Regions from separate parts of the Homo sapiens genome. Here regions 2 and 3 are each linked to region 1. A link is a loop called in an ENCODE intact Hi-C map of the cell type or tissue named here. Cell type or tissue: heart right ventricle. All regions are shown on one strand. Region 1 overlaps SLC1A1 (solute carrier family 1 member 1). Region 2 has its middle 83 kb from the start of GLIS3. Region 3 overlaps SPATA6L (spermatogenesis associated 6 like).

The links. A loop is a pair of places that touch in the nucleus more often than their neighbours do. Peaks named below come from ENCODE experiments on the same cell type or tissue, not always from the same donor. Only the 100,000 strongest peaks of a DNase experiment are listed, where the experiment ranks them.
Region 2: it touches region 1 in a loop (2.4-fold over the local background); 16 of 110 quality-filtered maps call a loop at or near these places.
Region 3: it touches region 1 in a loop (4-fold over the local background); 12 of 110 quality-filtered maps call a loop at or near these places.

The regions. Positions count from the first base shown.
Region 1 is chr9:4,546,230-4,554,229 of GRCh38, reverse strand. The region is part of intron 2 of SLC1A1 (solute carrier family 1 member 1); the gene reads right to left. Among named protein-coding and RNA genes, the nearest start is that of SLC1A1, 60 kb to the right of the region's middle. In heart right ventricle, a CTCF peak has its summit at 4,930 (motif pointing right); DNase peaks (open chromatin) are centred at 4,572 and 4,972; H3K27ac peaks cover 5,879 bases.
Region 2 is chr9:4,378,732-4,386,731 of GRCh38, reverse strand. It overlaps a transcript of GLIS3 not described here and the pseudogene RNU6-694P. Among named protein-coding and RNA genes, the nearest start is that of GLIS3, 83 kb to the right of the region's middle. In heart right ventricle, CTCF peaks have their summits at 3,662 and 3,863 (motif pointing left); no DNase peak of the experiment used is centred here.
Region 3 is chr9:4,600,861-4,608,860 of GRCh38, reverse strand. SPATA6L (spermatogenesis associated 6 like) reads left to right here. Exons shown (of 12, transcript NM_001353486.2): 10 at 3,421-3,514; 11 at 4,592-4,682. The coding sequence ends at 4,681. Among named protein-coding and RNA genes, the nearest start is that of PLPP6, 57 kb to the left of the region's middle. RefSeq lists enhancers at 2,177-2,754, 2,168-3,367. In heart right ventricle, CTCF peaks have their summits at 3,899 and 4,114; a DNase peak (open chromatin) is centred at 4,100.

The DNA of each region.
Region 1 (8,000 bases):
GCCCCTTGGCAGCAGAGTGTTGCCAGAACAAAACTTGCCAGTTCCAGCTGCTGCCCTTATGATCTGTGTGATCTTGAAAAAGTGGCTTAATCTGTCTTCAACCTCCTGTTTCCTTATCTCTAAAGATGGAGTTAAGGTCCCACCTACTTGATGACTTCATAGGGCTGCTATGAGGATTAAATAAACAGGTTCATGATTTTTAAATTCCAAAATGTTTCTTTTATTCCCCAGAGAAAACAAGGCAGGATATGATCTTACTTTGTTAATCCAGGGCATAGGGAAATCTCTGCAGCCTTGATTAGTACTCCCTGGATGTTCAAAGGGAAAGGAAGAGGCAAAGAGGAGCATGCAAAATCTTTCTGTGCATGCATCACCTATGACATCTACTTTTCTTAGAGACATGAAGAACTCTCTTAAAATAGGTAATATCACCACTCTAGGCTATTTGGTGATGTTAACAAAATAAACTGGTCCTTGAGCAGAATCAGCTAAAGGTCCCCTTGAAGCCTCTGTCAGCTGGTCCACATTTGAAGTTCAAAACATGCATCAAGAAGCAGTGGGCTCTCCAGGTGCAGTGGTTCATGCCTGTAATCCCAGCACTTTGGGAGGCTGAGGCAAGTGGATCACTTGAGGTCAGGAGTTCAAGACCAGCCTGGCCAACATGGTGTAACCTCATCTCTACTAAAAATACAAAAATTAGCCGGTGGTGGTGGCACACACCTATAGTCCCAGCTACTTGGGAGGCTGAGGCAGGAGAATCGCTTGAACCCAGGAGGTGGAGGTTGCAAGTGAGCTGAGATCGCACCACTGCACTCCAGCCTGGGCAACACAGTGAGACTCTGTCAAAAAAAAAAAAAAAAAAAAAGAAGCGGTGGGCTGTGTCCTGGTTTCAGCAGTCCAGGAGCTGTTTTAACATTTTTTTCATTACTATGGAACACGGTGGTATTTGTAGTTAGGACCAGTTTTTCAGAAGACTCCATGAACTTTTTGACTCCCTGAACTTATTGTCCAGTAAAAGCATTAAATATACCCCAAAGAATCTGAGGAACTCAACTGTTCTTTTCCAAAGTCCATATGAATGCTCTGACAGCAGCAGCTAGCTAATGGCTCAGTGAGACTTTTCTGGGTTTTTGCCACAACCTAAATATGACTGAGCTGTCTCTTTGCTTCTCTTTATCCATAAAATTGGTATCTCGGACTTCTAGGCAAAAGCTTCTTACATGCTGGTGAACTTTACAAACTGATGGCAGAGCAAGTCTTTTTATATTGTTCTCATTTCCAGAATGAATGCATTCAGTGTGTTCATATCTGCGTAGCTCAATTCTGATATTGGCCCTGTAGATTCTGCTGCCAGTTCAGGTACTTTATAGGAACTTCTGAAGGTCTCAGACAAAAAAGAGTAAGTAAAAAAATTGTATGGCATTCTAGATGTTCTATGAAACATTATTATTATCCATATTTTAAAGCTGAGGACAAGTTAAGTAAAATCCAAGGTTTCACAGCTAATCCATGGCAGAACCAGGATTCAAACCCAGGCAGTGTGGCTCCTGTCTGTACTCTTAACCACTGGACTCTCTTGCCCCTCTAGGATGGATACTTATTCAGGTGTCCCTCTGTAGAGAATGGCACAGGTGGGAGTCACTGCTAGAATTGCTTCCCTCGCCTGCAGGCTCAAGTCCAGTCCCCTTGGCAAGGCACACGAGGCCAGTAAACCCTTGTGCTCCCCCTTTCCATCCCATTCCTCTTGCCCACGTTTCCAGCATCGCACTTCAAGTCTCACTGTCCTCCCAAGATGCTATTTTGGGAGGACAAAGATGCTATTTTCTCTTGCCTGGAATACCCACCCTCTTCCTTTCACTTGATTTCTATGCTTCCTTCAAAATGGCTCCTTCCAATGTCCCCTGCACTGACCTCATTCCCAGAAAGTGCTTATCACACAGCATTGTAATGTACTCTTTCTTGCTGAGATAAGACTTAATTTTACACCTTGTGTGTCTAGCAGAGCCTGGCTCATTAAAGATAGAATGAATAAATAAATAAATGAACGAATGGTCTTCCAGGTCCATGCCTCCAATATATAGAAGGTCCTTAGAATCCCTTTTTAAGTAATCAAATCAGGTTATCTTACAGCTGAACAGAGCTATGAACAAGTCTAATACCTGTTTAGTCAGAAAGAAGGCTCATGCATGGTTGATTCTCTGGGCTTCACTGTCTCAGGAAAGACTAAAGCAGGGCATATTTATCTCTTGCCACTATTCATTTTATTACTTGCAAATGGCATGTTCATTATGGGAGCTCTTCCTTATACACTATGTGGTCGTTTTGTCTTTGGAGGCCAGGCATTTCAGAAATCAAATTGATACAATAAGTCCTTTGGCTTCAACAGCTGTATTCTAACTCAACACAAATTTCTTGATAATCTTAGGGAAAGGAGCACTTAAAGTGCATGAAGAGCCCACTGGTTCCAGATGTTGCAAATGAGGCAAGAAGTTCACTCTCAGACTGTACAGTCTTAGGCAACAAACTTGTCTTCCTGCCTGGAGTTTTAAGTTTATAAACCACCTTGAATGGCAATTTTCATAGAAACTAAACTGTATAATGGACCACCAATGTTTCAAGAAAAGAATGCATACTCCTCCCTCGTAGCTAAAATTGACATTAAATGCTCTTAGCCACCTATGTTTATGAACAGTAGCTTACATTTAATAGCAAGTTGTACAACAAAGTGATATGCGTCTTCAAGTCTTGCAATTCTTGCTAACGAGGGACTCCTGGACCTGACTATCAGATGACCTCAGCTCCATGACCATGTGAGTGGTAGGGCCTCACCCTCTTATACCTGGTTTTCTGTTAGTCTGTTTTCATGCAGCTGGAGTTAACAAATGTTAGCTGAATAAAACTGAACCTTGTCTCGGGGAGGCACGTGGCATGGTTCTTTTCATAGGAGGATGTGGGATTGTTTCCAGATACACAGCTGCCTCTGAGTAAATGAATACATAGCCTTTAAAAAAAAGCCTTCCTCAGCCCCAAAGATTTAAGTGTGTCATCTGCTGTAAAGCCTGAGTTTACAAATAAGGTGCTCTAAAACTATCACCAACTGCACTTTATTCTGCTCACCCTCTATTCTTCAGTCTCTTCAGTGCATTCATACTCCTTGCCTGATGTGGTAGTTTATTTTGTTACCTGGATTCAACCTCAACTAGATTGCATCTGGAGTGTCAGAGTCTAGCTGGGCAGGGGTCAGCTCCTGGCTGGCCTCCTGTTTTTGTAAATGAATGTTTCATTGGCACACAGTCACCCTCAATCATTTACATACGGTCTGTGGCTGCTTTCCCATGACAAACAGAGTTGGGTAGTTGGGCAAAATACACAGGACCTGTAAAACCTAGAATATTTACTATTGGGCCCTTCATAGAAAAATCCTTGCTTGAAAGGCAACCAACTCACATATGCATTCTACATCTGGCTGTTGTTTAATAAATACTGAATATACCTAAGGTTTTATAAGGCTTTAAACTTTTTTACTTGGTTAAAAAGTAGGGCAGGTGTGGTGGCTCATTCCTGTAATCACAGCAGTTTGGGAAGCCAAGGTGGGAGGCTCACTTGAGGCCAGGAGTTTGAGACCAGCCCTGGCAATATATCAAGACCCTATCGCGACAAAAGTAAGAATTAGCCAGGCATGGTGGTGTGGGCCACCCGTAGTCCCAGCCACTAGGAAGGCTTAGGTGGAAGGATGGCTTGAGTCCAGGAGTTCAAGACTACAGTGAGCTATACTGGTACCACTGCATTCCAGCTTGGGCCATAGAATGAGACCCTGTCTTCCCACCCTTTCCCAACAAAAAGTAGTAGAAAACCTCTGATCCTATGGTTGAGGTCAAGCCCTAAAAATTTTGAAATCCTAACATGAAAGCTGGAGTAACAATCATCTAAAAGTCTGGAGCATTTTTTGTTTTTTAAATCTTCCAAGGGTAGAGTGTTAAATTTATCTTTGGAGAAGATCCTCAATTGTAAATCCAGTCACCCAACCAGTGTCTGGTGGAAACTGAAAGTCATTGATAAACAAAACGCAAATATTTTCTCCTGACGTCTAGTGTTTAATAATGTGACTTGTCCAGGAAGCAGAATCAGTACTAGGACTCACACTCAGTGGCCTGGGGGAGAGAGGAGGGAAAGGAGGGAGTTTTCTTGGCTTGATATCTGCTTGGCTTGACATCCACTGAGCTGCAAACTGGTGCTGTTTCTTGAGGAGCTGTGTGTGCCCTTGTTTGAGCAGGCGTTTTTAGGAAATCCAGAGCTGCGACATCACAGGAAGGGTTAGGAATGAGCAACTCCTTGCTCTGGAGGAAGAAATGTGCACAGGAACTGGCATGGACTTGGCCCAGCCTGACCTGGACAGACTCCCAGGTTCTACAAGCAGGGTGGTTGCAATAACCCAGCAGGTACTATGGTATGGAGTCTATGGAAGGCTCCTGATGGGGTCCACGAGGAAAGGCTATCCCCCTGTGGCCGTGAGGGGGGTTTTCTCTGAAGTGGATATTCCACAATGGCAAGCATCCCAGGAAGAGGTCACTCCAGGTCAGGACAGGATGGCCTGTGTGATAGCGGAATTTTTCCTTCTTAGAACTTGGTGTCAGGTTCTGGGATCTGGGGTGCAGGAAAGCTTGGAACACCTTTAGAGATGAACTCTAGCCTCCTGGAGGCAAGCAGCTAAGCAGAGGGGCATCCCTGTTAAGAGGCCCTGGGAGCCCCTTCAGGGAGCAGTTGGATGTCACCATTGGTGTTTCATCTGCTTTTGGTTACCTTTAGCAAAGATTATGTCCTGAGTAGAAGTGTGGTCTCAGCTGCACTTTGGAGAATTAAGCTTCTGCTCCTGTCTTAGGATGGAGGAGCAAAGAGCGGAACTCCTTAGGTCACCGGGGTAGTGGCAGCCACAGCAGACACCAGGAGGCGCAGCTGTGCCCACTGGAGTGCTTCTGGCCCAGGCGGGGGTGGCAGAGGCTAAAGTGGAAGAGCTGCAACCTCTTCCTGAGCAAAGTTATGAGCATCCGGGAAGGATGCTCAGGGGACCTCTGGGAGCGGGACTGGAGGTGCTGTTCTGTCCCTGTGTTGGTCATAGGAGGCTCCAATCATCATAGTTTAATTTTGGGAAGTAGTAAAGAAAATGTGACCTGAATTTAAACTCACTGGCTGGACCAGGATTTTTCCAGAGCCACAATTCTCAGGCATATTCATAAGCTATTTCCTGTTATTTCTCTGGTGCTTTGACATAAATACGGCTTACAAGCCTAAATGTTAGCAGATCCCAAACACAGATATTCCTCAGCAGGGCGGGAGCATGTTCTTCACAATGTAATTTATCGGTAGGATTCTATTGGTACCCACAATGATTGTCTCTGAAAATGTCTTGAGTTTATATCAACTGTGCCATTTTTTTTTTCTGTTTTAAAGTAAATTTGAGACATTATGTCATTTCATAACTCCATATGCATTTAAAAAGTAAGGACATTTTCTTATACAACTATATGCCATCATCATCTCTAACAAAATCATTAACAAATTATTGATACCATCTAACAGCCAGTCTATGTTCAAATTTCCCTGGTAAATTTGGCTTCTTAACCTTATCATCACATAAAAAGGGGTTCTTCCTGTTTTTTAAAAAAGCTATAAAGTATTTTTTTAATCTCACCAGAGGCTTTGATGGCAGAATTTTTTTTTCTACCTGTTAATTTGGCAAGAGAGTTTCCTTTATGCAGGAGCACAGATTATTAATCTTGGGTCTGAATTCTAGCTGTGTTTCTGCTTCTAATTTACGTATCCTTAGGGGACTCATTCAACCCTCCTCAGCTTCCCACCTGCATCCTCCTTCGGCCTAATAACTGTATACGTTAAGCTACCAGCCTGCTGGATTCATGAGGGCATTTGCAATGTGAAATGGCCCTTCCTGTGTGTTTTCCACGGCCATCTTCTGGGTAGGGAGGCTGAAGACTACTTCAGGGTCTGGAGGAAGGAGCTGTGTACCAGGTAAAGGTGGCACTGAGCCGGCAGGGGAAGGGAGCAGAGATGAGGCAGAGAAGCGACCAGAGGCAAAATTGGAGGATCTCAGGCCAGACTCCATCCCCATCTCTTTCATTAAAAATACAAACCAAACAAAAACACAGGTTCAGTTGAAAATGTAAAGAAAGCAGAACAGATCATGTTTTCTTACTTTCTGGATGTTAACCTTTTGGTTTTGATCACAACTTTTAAAAATGTATATACATTTTAATAAAATTTGGATTGTATACACTATCCTGTTGTGTAATTTTATTTTCCCACTTTATACTGTATTGGGAATGTTCCCACATGTAATTAAATATGATTCTAAGACAAGTTTTTAATAGTTGCTTAGTATGAAAATTTGTATACTATGTATACATAGTATAAAAGATAAATTTGTATACATATGTATACAATATAAATTTGTATACATTTAGGTTGCTTATAATTTATCACCATTACAAAAAAATGCTACCATGAATATCCTTGTACTTAGGAGTTTGAACATATCTCTGATTATTTCTTTATGATCAATTCTGAGAAACAGAATTACTGGGTGAAGAGATCAGAACATGCTCCAAACTGTTCTCCAGAAAGTTTGTTCCAATTTATTAGGTAACTGAAAGTGTATGAATGAACTTATTTTCCTATAACTGTGCCAACACTAGTCTTGTTGCTTTTCCCTCTAATCTGACAATTTAAAACATGGATATGCCATCATTGTCCCCACCCTGCTTTGTTCATATCCCTTGAATCTTTGACTATTTCATTGCTCCAAATCAAAAGATGGGGTGGTGGTTTTGCTCGCTGCCTCTAGTTCTTGACTGGCTGCTGGGGGTTTGGTGGAGGAAAAGTGGAGAAACTACTTGATCCATGCTATAGCTTCAAAAGTAGCTGGGCTATGTCAGTGGAATGCTGAGTTGTAAATTATTTTCCTAGATTATTTGCAAGGCTGAGCTAACACACAAAACATCCAGACTGCAAAAATCTCACTAGAGGAAGTATCTGTTTCTGGCTTCTGGCCAAAGGCTATACTTCCCAGAAAAAAAACCAAACCAAAACAAAACTCACTTGTTATTGACTGTCAAGAGTGGCATGTATTTTCAAACATCTGATATTACAGAATTAGACATTCATACATGTATTTTTACCTTTTCTTCTAAAACCTGTTTTACCTCGAGTTTTGGGTTTGCTGCATAATTTGGATCAATCTTCTATACTTCCCCTCATAGACACATGAGTTCAATAGTATTGCTCATCAGGTGGTTTATGCACCTTGTGCAATTGCGTGCAAAATATAGTATATATGTACAATTGTGAAGATTTTTCTCGAAAGGAAGTCCAAAGTTTGCATTGTATTCTCAAAGGAGCCCAAGAAAAAATTAGGAATCTTGGGCTGGATGCAGTGGCTCATGCCCATAATCCCAGCACTTTGGGAGGTTGAGGTGGGTGGATTGCTTGAGCCTAGAAATTCAAGACCAGCCTGGGCAACATATCAAGACCCCATGTTTAAAAACATTTTTTTAAAGAATCTTTGATATGGAGAAGATTCTAAGGGATTATAACTGCCATCCTTACGGCGGCCAGGCAGGTAACGTAAGAGTGAAGTGGACAAAGTACTGGGCAATCGGGAGTAGTGGAGACTATGGCATTCTCAAATGCATTTGCTCCAGCTAAATGGAGTAGTTGTCTCTTGGTTTCAGACCACCGTTGATAGGTGGAAATACTGGGCCAGTGTTCCCAGATCTTCATTTTTTTTTTTCAGAGAAAGCCAGCAATTTGGATATTTACATGAAATCTTTCCAATTTTAAATGCTTATGACAATTTAAACAAATAAACAAATATTACATGGGACAAATAATTGGTCTGCGGCTGTGTCAATCAGGTTGCTAGGGTTAAAAGGAACCAGGCATTTCCAAACGTAATTAAATACATTCATAAAAATAATTAAATGTTCTCT
Region 2 (8,000 bases), 170 kb after region 1:
GTAACTTTATGTCATCCTTTCCATTTACATAGGGCATACCCCAAGTAATCAGTGGAATCCTCTAGGGGGTATTTCAACTCCCAAAAATTCTGTAACGGGACCTTTTAGCTCCCAAGCTCAGGCCTGCTCCCACACCATGGAGTACTTTCATTTTCATTAAAACCCTTCTTTGTGTGTGTTGTCCAATTCTTTGTTCAACACGCCAAGAATCTGTACACCTTCCACCGTTAACACATATACTAAAATTGGAATGATACAGAGAAGATTAACATGCTCCTTGCACAAGGATAACATGCAAATTTGTGAAGTGTTTCATTTAAAAAAATCATAATTTTTTTTAAAAAGAAAAGAAAATGAAGAAAAACTAATAAAAATAAAAACAAAAATAAAAATATTCCTGGCTACACACAAAAGATTTGGCTATGAAAATGTTCATTGCAGCCCTATAATACACATGTATAGACACAATTTTTATTATTATAATGAGATAACTGTAATATAGCTTAGTAACCAAAGCTCCTTCTGAGTAGGGTGATTAGGGTGATTAGAGGAGATTCTGTTTTTATTCTCTCTCTCTTGTTTTTCTCCCTTGATTTCTACTGTGGACATGTGCTGTTACAATAAAGGGAATAATCCAAATAAAGCATTTGCAGAAGGGATAAATTCTCACCCCAGAGGTAGTTTGTCACTGGTTGGCCATGAGTGATGAGGCAGCAAAGATGCCATAAATAGATGGGAATAGGGATCTCAATATATTTCTTTGTGTCCTGAAGCATTCTCTGCTAAGTGTTGCATGATTGGTACAGATGGTAAGTGGTACAGGAGATTAGAATCTCTTTCGGGATTGGCTCAGGGTTGGGGTGAGCCTTGTGCACCAGGAAAAAGAACGGCATTTTTTCTTTCTTTTCTCTTTCTTTCTTTTCTTTCTTTCTTTCTTTCTTTCTTTCTTTCTTTCTTTCTTTCTTTCTTTCTTTCTTTCTTTCTTTCTTTCTTTTTCTTTCTTTCTTTCTCTCTCTCTCTCCTTTCTTTGTTTCTTTCTTTCTTTTTTCTTTTTTTTTTTTTTTTTGAGATGGAGTTTCACTGTTGTCACCCAGGCTGGAGTGCAATAGCGTGATCTCAGCTCACTGAAACCTCTGCCTCCTAGGTTCAAGCATTTCTCCGGCCTCGGCCTCCCGAGTAGCTGGGATTACAGGTGCCCATCACTACACCTGGCTAAGTTTTGTATTTTTTAGTAGAGACAGGGTTATGCCATGTTGGCCAAGCTGGTCTCGGACTCCTGACCTCAGGTGATCCACCGGCCTCAGGCTCCCACAGTGTTGGGATTATAGGCGTGAGCCACTGTGCCTGGCCAAGAACTGTATTTTCTAGAAGCCCAGGCTAAGTCTGAGGTTCATGGAGTCTAACATCTATATTGCTTGGAAAATGCAGCTTTTGGATTTTAGGTATCAACTTCTATCTTTGGGGTTGGGAAAATCCTTGAAATTTTTAGCTGCAGAGGGAATCCACGAAGAAACGGAATGTGGGAAATCGAAGGGAATGCAGAAACAGTCCTGCAGGCACACTGCAACCCATGAGATCCTAGGTGCTAAGAGTTCACTGTGTACAGTAAACTGTTCTGAGGAGTGTTAGATTTTTCCTTTTTTAAGAAATTCAAAACACACTTCAAAATATATTGCTCCACTATTGTTTTACAAGCAACTTCTAAAAGGCTGAGGCATCTGCCCTTGGTTTCTGCGCCTCTGTTGGGCAACATTATGAAGCTTGTATAGCTGAATGCTGACAGGTGAGTTGAAAATCGTTACAATGACAGTTAGGACCCAATGTTGTGCAACAGTGTCTGGCTCCAGGTTCCCAGTTTGGATCTCAAGGAAAGGAAAGTCTTCTATCTGATATGTTTTGGATGTGTACACGGGGCTGGAGGTTGAGTGGGTGGGAGTGGGAGACATGGGAGCGTAGGAAGAGGAAGACACGTGACTCTGGATATTAACCAGCTGGTGAAGGAAATTTTTAAAAAGGAAATGGAATTTATTACCTAGCCCTTGAATAAGCAGTAAGCTGGGAGACCATGATTTAGGTTAGGGATAAGGCAGTGGGTGGCATCTTGCTGTCCAGGGAAGAAATTAGAGAGTCATAAATATATATACATATATATTATATATAAAGGAAAGAGGTTTTATATATATTATATAAAGGAAAGAAGTAAGGAAGAAAAGAAGGAAGGAAGGGAGGGAAAGAGAGAGAAAGAAAGAGAAAAAGAAACAATTTCAATGCCATTGGCAAACAATCAACCATGAGTAATAGTCCTTGTTAAAGAACACAAAGCTGATATTGACAACTTAGAAAATAAATTTTTATCTTCATTTGGAATTTCTAAAAAGTTTTTTTTTTTCCAGTGAAGGTGAGTCCTGGCTAACTGAACAGTATTATCTAAAAAGTAGTTCCGTTTTCCCACCTCTGGCAGCACTGCTGTTGTTTCAAAAGATTCCTCCATGATGGAAACCCCTTATAAGGTCCAGCACCCTGTGTTCACCACCAGTGTGCTCCACAAAGTGAGCAGGAGGAAAACGTGTACACCTCATTGGCACGATCTGTGTACAGTGTGCTGGGCAGTAACTGGTTAACCCCCAAAGGCCACAACTTCTTCAGTACCAAGTGGGAAATAAAAGAGACTACTCTCATCTGCCCTATAAATGACATGACTGATTGGCAGCCAATGGCACACAAACTCCCTGAGAAGTGGGGGTAGTTCCATGGATATTTAAGGCTGTAAGTCTTGAAGGAGAGGAATTGAGGGGTTCGTGCTCTCTCTAGGACCACCTAGCTAACAAAGGCCTTTATTCTAGACAAGGAGAAGCCCATTTCAACTACTGGAGATCCAGTTACCATTCAATACCTCCCTCTTAATTAAAATGTAAACTTCTGAACATAGAAGTTTGTGGTCAATCAACACAAAGAGGCTGATTATCCCAAAAATCTACTTTTCTGGAAGTAAATGTTCAAATGGAGATGATCAAGTCATATTACCTAAGAAAGGTTATAGGGGACTTTTGGAGACTTCTTTTGGACTTATACATCTAGATTTTATTTCCTTTTAACCATCTTAATAGATTTTTTTCTGCATCCAGAGAATTAGAATTTAGAAGTGTTGAAATATAGCCAGGTTTGAGCTTGTATAGAAACTGCTTTTGGAGCACATGCTGTTCTTAATTTGTTAGTAATTAGAAGTAATTACTAAACAGCTTCTGCCAGAAGTGAAGAGTTCTATGTTATCTTTGATACATAATAAATGACTCAGGGTAGACCCACATTAGTTTGCTTATCCATGAATCAAGAATAATTTAAGTCAATAATAAGAAAATAGTAGATAAAAAGGAAAATTAAACTTTCAAACAGCAGTTCCAAATGTTATGGAAAATGAATGAGATTGTAAAAGGTGAATAAAAAATGCAATCTGGTTGGAGTTTGGTTGTGCTTGCAAATTCGTTAAGCGTTTTTTTCTGAAACTTGTTCTACAGAATGTTAATGCCAAGAAGCAAGTGCAATGAAATCTTAGGCCTTGGGCCAGTGGGAGGCCTACTTCTACTCGTTTCAGTTCTTGCTTTCTCACATTAAGTCTGGCAGCCTCAGGTCATGGCATCATTTCCTTTCAGAAAACCCAAGTTATTGGTACTGCTGAAGTTTTGCTGTCTATTTTCTTGGCAAGGTTTCTGCAACTTCCTTTTAGGAAAATAGACAGATGGGAAGATGGATTCAAGCACAGAATCGGTGAATCCAGGTAAGGTCAAATTTTGCTTTGTGAGATGCCCTTCCCTGGGCCAGAAATATTAATTAGGCAGTAGTGACACCAGCTGGTCTTCCTGGGAATCTTCCCTCATGTAATTCATTAGAAAATGAACAGATTTTTATGGTCTGCTTAAACTGTATTAGGTACAGTAAAAGCTACATGAGAAATGGAAAGGCCCTGATCTTGAAGGGTTTATCATCTGAGAGGTATTAAAATATATATAGATGCTGTCTCGACCCTATAGTACCCACTCATCACTCTAGAATTTTGTCTCAGGAGGTTAGGACAAGGAGAAGGGCCTGGTATCTATATTTTTCTGAGGATTCTGATGATCACTCAGGTTTGGGGAGTGATCAAGAGAAAAACTGATTGCTAACATACCTGGAGAAATACTCTAGAAGTCAGAGAACAAAAGAACCATAGGAATTCAGACTAAGCAAGATGATGTTTGTGTGAGGTAATCAGAGAGGCTTCCAGGAAGAGGAGATTCTTGTAGATTTGTGTGAAAAAGCAGAGAAGTTAAAAAACAATCACAGTAATAAGGTAGTATAATCAGGGAGGTATTCCAGGATGGGGGAAAGGCATTTTATTCCCTACACATACTGTTCAATAATGCTCTAACTCTCCAGTTGAATTTCGGTTTTCATTCAGGATTCTTCTGGAACAAACGAAATGTTCTCCAATCTGTACTTTCAATACCTAGAGTAATAATATTTACCCTGATTTTTCCAGATGTGTCATTCAGCATCTGGCCAGAAAAACAGAAACCACTCTAGATGTTTCAAATAAAAGGGATTTACTACAGATTTTGGTATTACGGGCATTGGAACAGATAAGCAAGGGAGCTAAAGAAGCAAAAAGGGAAAAGGGTGACATTCCGAGATTAGTATCTGTAGAGAGCGGCTACCAGCCTTAGGAACTGGGGGAATGAAACTGAAGAGGAGCTGTCAAAGTCCAGGAGCAGGCCTTAAGGGATTCCACCCAGCCTGTGCTGGGACTGCCAAGGATGGTCTCCCTAGCCACAGCCGGGACCAATTAAGGGCAGTTCCAGCAGAACCTTGGGTCACTGAAGGGGCACAGCTACTTCCAGAACCAACAGCAGAAACAAAGAGAGTATAAGAAAGAAATAATGGCTCTTCCTCTTGCCAGACATAACAGAAAGCCAGGTAGTAAAGGAGTCTGGAAAATGGAGTTTGTGGATTCCCACAGCCCCAGCAATACAGACAGGATGGAATAAGGTGAAAGTGCAGCTCAGGGGCAGCAGGTAGACAACTGATGCACCAAGTAAAATGAATCAAGAAGTACTTCCTTCAGGAAGACAAACAGGCATGCCCCAGTTGGAGGTTCATGCATGCAGATATTAGTACCAAAATGTGCGTGAGTGCTGTGTTCATAAAATCAGAGAATGAAACCTGTAAGGCTTTGTGAGTACTATGTGACCATGCAACTCTTATCTTTTCCTGTGTTAACTTGATTTACCCATCCATTTGTCCGTCCGGTTGGTGCTTATTATATATCAGATACTGTTAGGCTCTGGGGATCCAAAGATAATGTCATAGAGCCCTCTTTAACTACCTTATGAGCCAGGCAGACAGTGAAAAAATTTGATAATCATGAAAATACTGCAAGCAATAATCATGTAATTCATTCTTTATACTTTTCAAAGTACTTTCTCATCTTCTATCCTAAAATTCCTCTAAGATACTTTTTAAAGATATTTTCATGTTGAACTCATTTTATTTCCCCACCACCAAATTTTCCATGAAGATTGTATGTCATTTTCTTAAAAATGTAAAGTCATTCACATTTTTACTGTTTTCTCACTTACTTGGTTCTTCCTCTCCTTTTTGATGAGTAAGATTTCCCCTCTGACCAGTGACTACTGAATTTCTCCTATCTTTTTACCCATCAACAATTTGACCATCCCTGAGACTACTTACCCTCTGGCCATTTCTGCCTGTCCTCCCACATTTTTCTTCTAATTTTATATGGCTTATTTTCCTCTTGGGTTTGTACATTTTCCTCCATTGTTTTCACTAACTAGCTCCTGTGGATCCACCTTAGAGACATTTTGAGAGATAAGACATTGCAGGGAGTCCTTCTCTTCTCGTTCTATTCTTGGGAGGGTCTTGCATCTCCCATCCCAAAACTTTATGTTGAATTAAATCCACATTCTCCTTTCTACCAGTTTCTTTCGTACTTTATTTAAAAATTTTAACAATATGTTCATATTTGATTGGTAATGACCAGTGTTTCTCAAAGTATTCTCAAAGAACTACTTGCCTCTGAATCAGCCAGGTAGCTTGCTAAATATCCAGATTTCTTGGCCAACTTCAGTCCTATTGACTCAGAATCTCTGGTGTGAGGCCCGGAAATCTGCATAGTTAACAAGTTCTCCTATGTGATTCTGATTATGCAAAAGTGTGAGATGTACTGATAGAAATCTTTGTCTTCAGCTCTGACATTTAAATTTTTATCTTCTTTGGTGCTTTTGAAAATATTTTTGTTGTTAACAATACTCTGTTGTCACCTGACTTCCTTGATGGGCAGTAATAATTTGAAGTTTGCCCCCTTATTTCTGAAATCATTTTGCTTAGAGCCAATTGTTATCTTTGTGTATGTGTGTGTGACAGAGATTTTTATTACATATAATAGAAGATTTCAAATAACAGCAGAGAGTTATTTAAAAAAGAAACAGTTAAATACATGTCTAATTAGCAGGCAAGAAGGCAAATTTATTCTGTTAGAACTTCTTAAGGAAGAGTCAATAATGAACCAATTATAATTCCTTCTCCTAGCTGTATACAGCCAAGATGCCTTCTAGGTTTGAAACCTTGTCCCACAATGCTCCGGTGGAATAGAGCAGATATTGATGCACTACAGATAGTGAAAATGAGACTCAGAAAGAGTAGGTGACTTGTGGATGGTAACATAACTAGTTACTTGCAAAGCCAAGATTGGAACCCAAGTCCTCCTGGGGGTCTTTCACTCTGTCTGCCTCTAAGACAGACCTCCTTTTTTTTTGGTTTGATGTCTATGCTAAAACACATACAGATGCATACACACACATACACTCCTATTCTTTGCAATATAATATGATGTGTGTCAAATATTGGTCCTTTTTGCACCTGTCTTTTGCAAAAGCAAAGTGAGCTCCTTTCTTCAAGAGCAAAAAGATATTTGAAAATACCTCTGTCATTGCTAGGGACACTGCGAATGAATATGTTTTATTCCCTGAGTGGTGCTGACTGCAAATGGAGCGGGATGGTGTACACTGAAGTGAAGCAAATAGTCATGATAATTTCAAGGTCCACTGAAACAGCAGAAAACAAGTCAACTGCCACCACCCAATGGCAATGAAATAACTCAAGGTTTAGCTCCCAGATCCTGAAATCTCATCAACTAAAAACATCTTATAAGCATTTCCACATTTGATCTCCCATCTCTAGATAGTTTGCACTAAAAGAAGGGACTAATGTTGTCAATCTTCCAAAAGGGCTGAAAAATCCAGAGGCATTTAGAGTCAGCTTTGCAATATGTTGTTATCTTTAGCATTTGAATTTGGGATTAATATAGTTTGAGAAATTATAACATTTTAAATAACAGTAGCATGGTGTTTTGCCAAACCCCTATTAACCTCAGTAGGGAAGGCACCAGGTTCAAGAGGCTGAAGAAGAGACCCATAGCCAGCAAATGAGACATGGGGTTTTATTAGGAGCTTACATAGAGGGGAGAGAGTGCAGTGGTGACAGGCTGGATAGGAGAACTGCCTTATGTACAGAAATGGTACAGTGATGGGGCGCTGGACAACATATCCGCCTTCCTACAGTCCAGTGGTGGTGGGATGGATAACATAACGACACGGCCGAGAGGCTGCAGGTTAGGCAAGAAAACCACAAGCACTTGAAAACAGCACGGAGCTTATATAGCATTTTCACTTAACACTCTTCCCTTAACAATCTCCACCTGTCAGCCTTCATTTAACCCAAAACACTTGGCCTCAATCCCCTTCATTTAACCCAAACACTTGGCTTGATGGGGGCTCAGATGTACCTCATAGAGGAAGAATCAGTCTCCAGGTCGGCCATGCCCAGATTCCCTAACTTGGAGCACACATTCAGGTGCTTCTGCCATACAAGCTCATTCTAAAGGTGTGTTTAAGTTATTGCTCTCAGGGAAGTTTACCCTACACATGCTATCAAGAACCAAGAAATAA
Region 3 (8,000 bases), 55 kb before region 1:
CAGATCCTGGATTCATTAATTTTTTGAAGGGTTTTTTGTGTCTCTATTTCCTTCAGTTCTGCTCTGATTTTAGTTATTTCTTGCCTTCTGCTAGCTTTTGGATGTGTTTGCTCTTGCTTTTCTAGTTCTTTTAATTGTGATGTTAGAGTGTCAATTTTGGATCTTTCCTGCTTTCTCTTGTGGGCATTTAGTGCTATAAATTTCCCTCTACACACTGCTTTGAATGTATCCCAGAGATTCTGGTATGTTGTGTCTTTGTTCTCGTTGGTTTCAAAGAACATCTTTATTTCTGCCTTCATTTCGTTATGTACCCAGTAGTCATTCAGGAGCAGGTTGTTCAGTTTCCATGTAGTTGAGTGGTTTTGAGTGAGATTCTTAATCCTGAGTTCTAGTTTGATTGCACTGTGGTCTGAGAGATAGTTTGTTATAATTTCTGTTCTTTTACATTTGCTGAGGAGAGCTTTACTTCCAAGTATGTGGTCAATTTTGGAATAGGTGTGGTGTGGTGCTGAAAAAAATGTATATTCTGTTGATTTGGGGTGGAGAGTTCTGTAGATGTCTATTAGGTCCGCTTGGTGCAGAGCTGAGTTCAATTCCTGGGTATCCTTGTTGACTTTCTGTCTTGTTGATCTGTCTAATGTTGACAGTGGGGTGTTAAAGTCTCCCATTATTAATGTGTGGGAGTCTAAGTCTCTTTGTAGGTCACTCAGGACTTGCTTTATGAATCTGGGTGCTCCTGTATTGGGTGCATATATATTTAGGATAGTTAGCTCTTCTTGTTGAATTGATCCCTTTACCATTATGTAATGGCCTTCTTTGTCTCTTTTGATCTTTATTGGTTTAAAGTCTGTTTTATCCGAGACTAGGATTGCAACCCCTGCCTTTTTTTGTTTTCCATTTGCTTGATAGATCTTCCTCCATCCTTTTATTTTGAGCCTATGTGTGTCTCTGCACGTGAGATGGGTTTCCTGAATACAGCACACTGATGGGTCTTGACTCTTTATCCAATTTGCCAGTCTGTGTCTTTTAATTGGAGCATTTAGTCCATTTACATTTAAAATTAATATTGTTATGTGTGAATTTGATCCTGTCATGATGATGTTAGCTGGTTATTTTGCTCGTTAGTTGATGCAGTTTCTTCCTAGTCTCGACGGTCTTTACATTTTGGCATGATTTTGCAGCGGCTGGTACCGGTTGTTCCTTTCCATGTTTAGCGCTTCCTTCAGGAGCTCTTTTAGGGCAGGCCTGGTGGTGACAAAATCTCTGAGCATTTGCTTGTCTGTAAAGTATTTTATTTCTCCTTCACTTATGAAGCTTAGTTTGGCTGGATATGACATTCTGGGTTGAAAATTCTTTTCTTTAAGAATGTGGAATATTGGCCCCCACTCTCTTCTGGCTTGTAGGGTTTCTGCCAAGAGATCCGCTGTTAGTCTGATGGGCTTCCCTTTGAGGGTAACCCGACCTTTCTCTCTGGCTGCCCTTAACATTTTTTCCTTCATTTCAACTTTGGTGAATCTGACAATTATGTGTGTTGGAGTTGCTCTTCTCGAGGAGTATCTTTGTGGCATTCTCTGTATTTCCTGAATCTGAATGTTGGCCTGCCTTGCTAGATTGGGGAAGTTCTCCTGGATAATATCCTGCAGAGTGTTTTCCAACTTGGTTCCATTCTCCCCGTCACTTTCAGGTATACCAATCAGACGTAGATTTGGTCTTTTCACATAGTCCCATATTTCTTGGAGGCTTTGCTCATTTATTTTTATTCTTTTTTCTCTAAACTTCCCTTCTCGCTTCATTTCATTCATTTCATCTTCCATCGCTGATACCCTTTCTTCCAGTTGATTGCATCGGCTCCTGAGGCTTCTGCATTCTTCACGTAGTTCTTGAGCCTTGGTTTTCAGCTCCATCAGCTCCTTTAAGCACTTCTCTGTATTGATTATTCTAGTTATACATTCTTCTAAATTTTTTTCAAAGTTTTCAGCTTCTTTGCCTTTGGTTTGAATGTCCTCCCGTAGCTCAGAGTAATTTGATCGTCTGAAGCCTTCTTCTCTCAGCTCGTCGAAGTCGTTCTCCGTCCAGCTTTGTTCCATTGCTGGTGAGGAACTGCATTCCTTTGGAGGAGGAGAGGCGCTCTGCTTTTTAGAGTTTCCAGTTTTTCTGTTCTGTTTTTTCCCCATCTTTGTGGTTTTATCTACTTTTGGTCTTTGATGATGGTGATGTACAGATGGGTTTTTGGTGTGGATGTCCTTTCTGTTTGTTAGTTTTCCTTCTAACAGGACCCTCAGCTGCAGGTCTGTTGGAGTACCCGGCCGTGTGAGGTGTCAGTGTGCCCCTGCTGGGGGGTGCCTCCCAGTTAGGCTGCTCGGGGGTCAGGGGTCAGGCACCCACTTGAGGACGCAGTCTGCCCCTTCTCAGATCTCCAGCTGCGTACTGGGAGAACCACTGCTCTCTTCAAAGCTGTCAGACAGGGACATTTAAGTCTGCAGAGGTTACTGCTGTCTTTTTGTTTGTCTGTGCCCTGCCCCCAGACGTGGCGCCTACAGAGGCAGGCAGGCCTCCTTGAGCTGTGGTGGGCTCCACCCAGTTGGAGCTTCCGGCTGCTTTGTTTACCTCAGCAAGCCTGGGCAATGGCGGGCGCCCCTCCCCCAGCCTCGCTGCCGCCTTGCAGTTTGATCTCAGACTGCTGTGCTAGCAATCAGCGAGACTCCGTGGGCGTAGGACCCTCCGAGCCAGGTGGGTGGTGCGCCATTTTTTAAGCCCGTAGGAAAAGCGCAGTATTTGGGTGGGAGTGACCCGATTTTCCAGGTGCCATCTGTCACCCCTTTCTTTGACTCGGAAAGGGAACTGCCTGACCCCTTGCGCTTCCCGAGTGAGGCAATGCCTCGCCCTGCTTCGGCTCGCGCACGGTGCGCGCACACACTGGCCTGCGCCCACTGTCTGGCACTCCCTAGTGAGATGAACCCGCTACCTCAGATGGAAATGCAGAAATCACCCGTCCTCTGCGTCGCTCACGCTGGGAGCTGGAGACCGGAGCTGTTCCTATTCGGCCATCTTGGCTCTCCCCGAAAACCGGATTTAAATTTTATATTAAAAAGTTTTAGATTAAAATTTTAAATGTAAAAGTAGGGTTTGTTCATGAGAGAAATATCTGAAAAACACAGGAAAGTACAAAGAAGAAAAGAATCACTCATAGCCACACATAGAAACACAAAAAATTCTTAACATCTGAGCAGTTTTTATTCCCCAGTGCTTTTCCTATGGGTAGGTTTAAGAAAGACATTGAAATCACACTATGTTTACCATTTTGCATGCTGCTGTTTTTTATTATAATTAAGTTTTAAATATCAATCCATACCGTCATGTGCTTTAAGTGTCCTTTTTAGTAGCTGCTTAATATTCCACCCTGTTCCATCTGTTGAGCAGGTTCCATCCTGGTTCTCAGTCCACATGGAAGAATATCCATGAGAGGGTATGCAGTCTTCTGACATCCCACAGAGCACAGCTGCACCAAAACAAGGTTAGACTTTCTTATAAAACTAGATCTTTGCTCACTAAATAATATGTGAACAGGGACCTACAGTCTAGTCGGGGAGACAGACATTAATCAAATAACCACAGAAATAAGTGGAAAATTGTGAGGCTTACCAAGGAGATTACCTGTTGTCCTGAGATTGAATGGTAGCGGGTATTTGACATGGCTGGGAGTCAGGGCTGGCTTCCTGAGGATGAGACAGTGGGGCTTGGATCCAACGGAGGAGTAGCAGCTAATTTGGTGCACAGCACTCATCAAGCAGAGGTCCTTTCAAAGGACTGAGAGAAGACAGGCTAAGTGGCCCACAGAGCATTCCTTTCCCCTGCACACATGAATCCCAGTCCAGGGAAGAATACAGTTGTTTGTGTGAGCTATGTAAGGCCACAACATGGAAGAAAGTTGTTCTAGAATTTAATAAGGTGGTTTTGGCTGTATGACTTTTACAGGGGTATGGGGAGTGCTTCTGATCCATTGGTAGGTATTCCCAGTACTTTGTCACTGATTCAGATACACAGCTAAGTGGCAGTTCACCTGCTCAAAGAATTCAAATATAGGACAACAGTGCCCCCAGTGGCTGAATTTAATGATGCCATGTAGTTGAATTAGTCCTCTTGACTTATTATATACTGACATATGCTAGATTTGCAGGATGACACTTAAAACTAAATGTTGTTTGCCCTAACCATCAGGGTAGTGAATTACTTTAATTCTTTTCTGCAAAGTCATTGGCTTTGCTTTAATTCCCAACCTTTTCAGGCAAGGAATCTCTTTAAAATGTAAACAAAGGCCTGGTTTGGGGCTCAAATCTATAATCCTAGTACTTTGGGAGGCTGAGGAGGGAGAATCCCTTGAGGCCAGGAGGTTCAAGACCAGCCTGGCAACATAATGAGACCTCGTCTCTACAAAAAAAGAAAGATTCTATATACACACATATATAGTGAACCCCATATAACGGCATAAATGGGATGCACAGACCTCCTACATGCAAAACTACACATCTGGGTATCATCCATCTCTATTATGTTATGGGTAACATAATTGCTGGATTTGTTTTTATTGTAGGAAGATTCTACCTCTGAAGTAAATTATATCATTGAAAGACCAAGCTACCCTCTGAAGAAATACTCACTGCATGAACAGAGATATTTTTAAGGTACTGTCTTATGTAAGTAAGCAGCTTAAGTGCTTCTCCTTATCTTGGTTTGCTAAAAGAATTTCAGTTTCCTCCTATCAATATGAAGTAACTAGAAAGTGTGGAGGACAGGAGACTTGGAGGAGACCTGAGAACTGCGTTCTTCCCTTGCTCTGTATGATAACTGCAGTGCACGTGCCTTCCAGCTCTCTTGCTTCCTCTTGTAATCATCTCCCCTGCCCGCAACATCACCCTTTATCTAATAGACTTTCCGGCCTTCTTTCAGCTTCTTGAACACGGAGCTTTTTCCTGCCATGGGGTCTCTGCACATGTTGTTTTCTCCATCTGGAATATGTCTTCCTGACTCTGCCTGGATAACTTCTATTTGTCCTTCCAGGCTTATGATTTTCTATGACACGACACTCCCTCTCTCTGTGATGTGTACCCTTTAGTACACAGCATTTTTCCTTCATAAATTATGACACAATTTCTTATTATATTTTTATCTGGGCTGATTGTTTAAAATCTGTCTCTTCTACTGGAGTGAAACCTTATGAGATCAGAGAATCTGTCTCTGTTGTTCACTGCTTTATACGCAGTATTTAGTGCCATACAATGGAATCACATTTAACTTTGCAAACACATGTACTAGGTGTGTGCACTGAACAAGAACCTGCCTACCCATCTCCACCCTGCTGCTGTCTCTGTATCACCTGACCCTCCACAATGGTTGCTGCTCAGTAAAGAGGGTTTTTTTTGTTTTTGTTTTTGTTTTGACATGGAGCTCTGTCACCCAGGCTAGAGTGCAATGGCGCAATCTTGGTTCACTGCAACCTCCACCCCCCAGGTTCAAGTGATTCTCCTGCCTCAGCCTCCTGAGTAGCTGGGATTACAGGTGTGCACAACCACACCCAGCTAATTTTTGTATTTTTAGTAGAGATGGGGTTTCACCATGTTGGTCAGCCTGGTCTCAAACTCCTGACCTCGTGATCTGCCTGCCTCAGCCTCCCAAAGTGCTGGTATTACAGGCGTGAGCCACCGTGCCCGGTCGCAGTAAAGAGTTTTTATAAATGCATGTTGAATATGCATTGATTATGAATGCATGTAACAAGGCAACTCTAGAATTCAGATCTGTGGCAAGTAGTTAGCCACATTGTGGGACATCATCGTTTCTCATATATTCTTTTCTTTTCCATTCAAGCCCAGAATAATAATCGCTCTTCCTTATGACATGCGGCCTGAGTGCTGAGACTAGTACACATACTTCACATGTATTAAACAAATTCATATCTAATTCTCAGGACAACCCAATGAGATAGGTACTATCATTAGTTCCATCTTACAGATAGGAAAACTGAGGCATAGGTTAGGTCCCTTGCTCAAGGTGACATGGCTAGTGAATGGTGGAGCTTTATTCTCTTAACCACTACATTCTATTGCATTTTCAAAGCTAGAGTGTAATCTTACATGGAAATCCATGTCTCCCCATGTGTGAAGGAGGGCCCTTTGGAACCCAAGCAGAGTTCGTGGGCATTGGCCTTTGGAAGGCTCCCACTAGGATCCTATAGCTTTGTCCTGTATAGTCCTCATGTCAGCAGGATCAGAATAATTATGCGTCTTTCTAAACAATAAAGGAGTGTGGGATGACCTGCTAAGTTTTCACTGTAGTCAGGCTCCTGAAAGTCTGTTTTGAGGGTCATGCATGCTTTACAGAACAAGTTGGCTTGCCTTAGGAATGGCCAGGGCTCCCCACCTTTAGCACAGAGGAATGTGCAGGACAGCTCAGTAATGGCCCATTCTGGAGGCTTCTACCTTAGAACGTTCTGCTTGCTAGATTAAAGGACGGATTCTGGGCCATTTACTCTCTGGTTACCAAAATAATTGCCGTCTAGGCAATTATTTAGGTGGTTATACGGAACATAGCCCACATGATTATCAAATGCCAAATTACATTGAATTTCAACATGGGTAATATCAAGTTACATAGAGCCCTGAACCAGCTGATATGTGGACATTGATGTGGGGGGATAGAGAGAAGGTAAGAAAAGAAAAAAAAAAAACGTCAATTCTTTCTTGGAAAATAGGTTTCCCACACAACAGGAATTCCCACCCAGTAGTTTGGCATACGCTTAGAATACCTTCTCTGGAAGTCTCCATACCATCCTCCCTGACCCCGCTTCTTGAGTCATGGATTCCTGGAGAGGCTGGGATCCTGGAGGGTCATTTTAGTGAAGCTTTAGTGATTGTGAAAAACCCAAGTGACTCTGGCTAGTCTTAAGCAAACGGGGCATTTATTTGAAAGATGCTGAGCATCCATCTCAGTGAGTCCAGGAAAGATCCAAACAGGCAAGATCAAATAGCTAGAACAGGACAGCCAGAGCCACTCCTGTGGGTTGGGAGGACAGACCCCAGGCAGGAGGCATCCCCCACACACAACCCAGTGGCTCCCACTACGTGTCCCAGTCCCGGCTTTTCTTGAGGACTCTCTTCTAATGGCAGCACCAATTCCTGTCCCTCCCCTTCTCCATATCTGTTTCACTGCCAGGTCCTGGCTCCCCAGCGATCTCGAGATCTCAGGGAGATGAAAAAGTAGATTCTTACCACAAAAAGGTCAGGGATTCTTGAGCCAAAAACAATGAGTCCCATTGTCTGACCACGTAGAGGGAGAGAATGGGTGGAAGAAATGGGTTGAAGGGGTTGGAATACATCTATTTCTGGATCTTTTGGGACTTGGTACTTTTGGTATAAACAGAGTATCCCTTGTATATTTAAAATTGGTGAATTTTACCACACAAAAACCAAACATCCAAAAAACCAAACAAAAAAAAAAACCTCCCGTAAAGAAACCCCTCAGATTATCCCTAGTTCTCTTGGAAGGCATAATTGCCGTGAAATCCCGGCCCCCAGTGTGCAGTGCCAAATTACAGAGCAAGACTCCATCAAAAAGAAAGGAAAGAAAGGAAGAAAGAAGGGAGTGAGGGAGGGAAGGAAGGAAGGGAGGAAGGAGGGAAGGGAAGGAAGGAAGGAAATTTGTTCAGTAGAATATAGTTAATTGGAACACGTTTAACAGCTCAACTGAATAACACCTATTTTGGCACATTTACTATGTAGCAATGCTAACTCTTCACTATAATAGTAAGAGGTAGATACTCTGTCATCATCCTGATATTTTACAAAGACGTCAAGTAAATTGTCCAAGGTCACACAGATGCTCACTGGGTTATTCTGTTGTGGGAATCTGGGGAAAAAGCTCAGAGACTAAGTGATCCCAAGGCATAGCTACATGCCAAGATTGGGGTAGTATGACATTATCTTTTTCTCCTTACTTGTATTGATTGT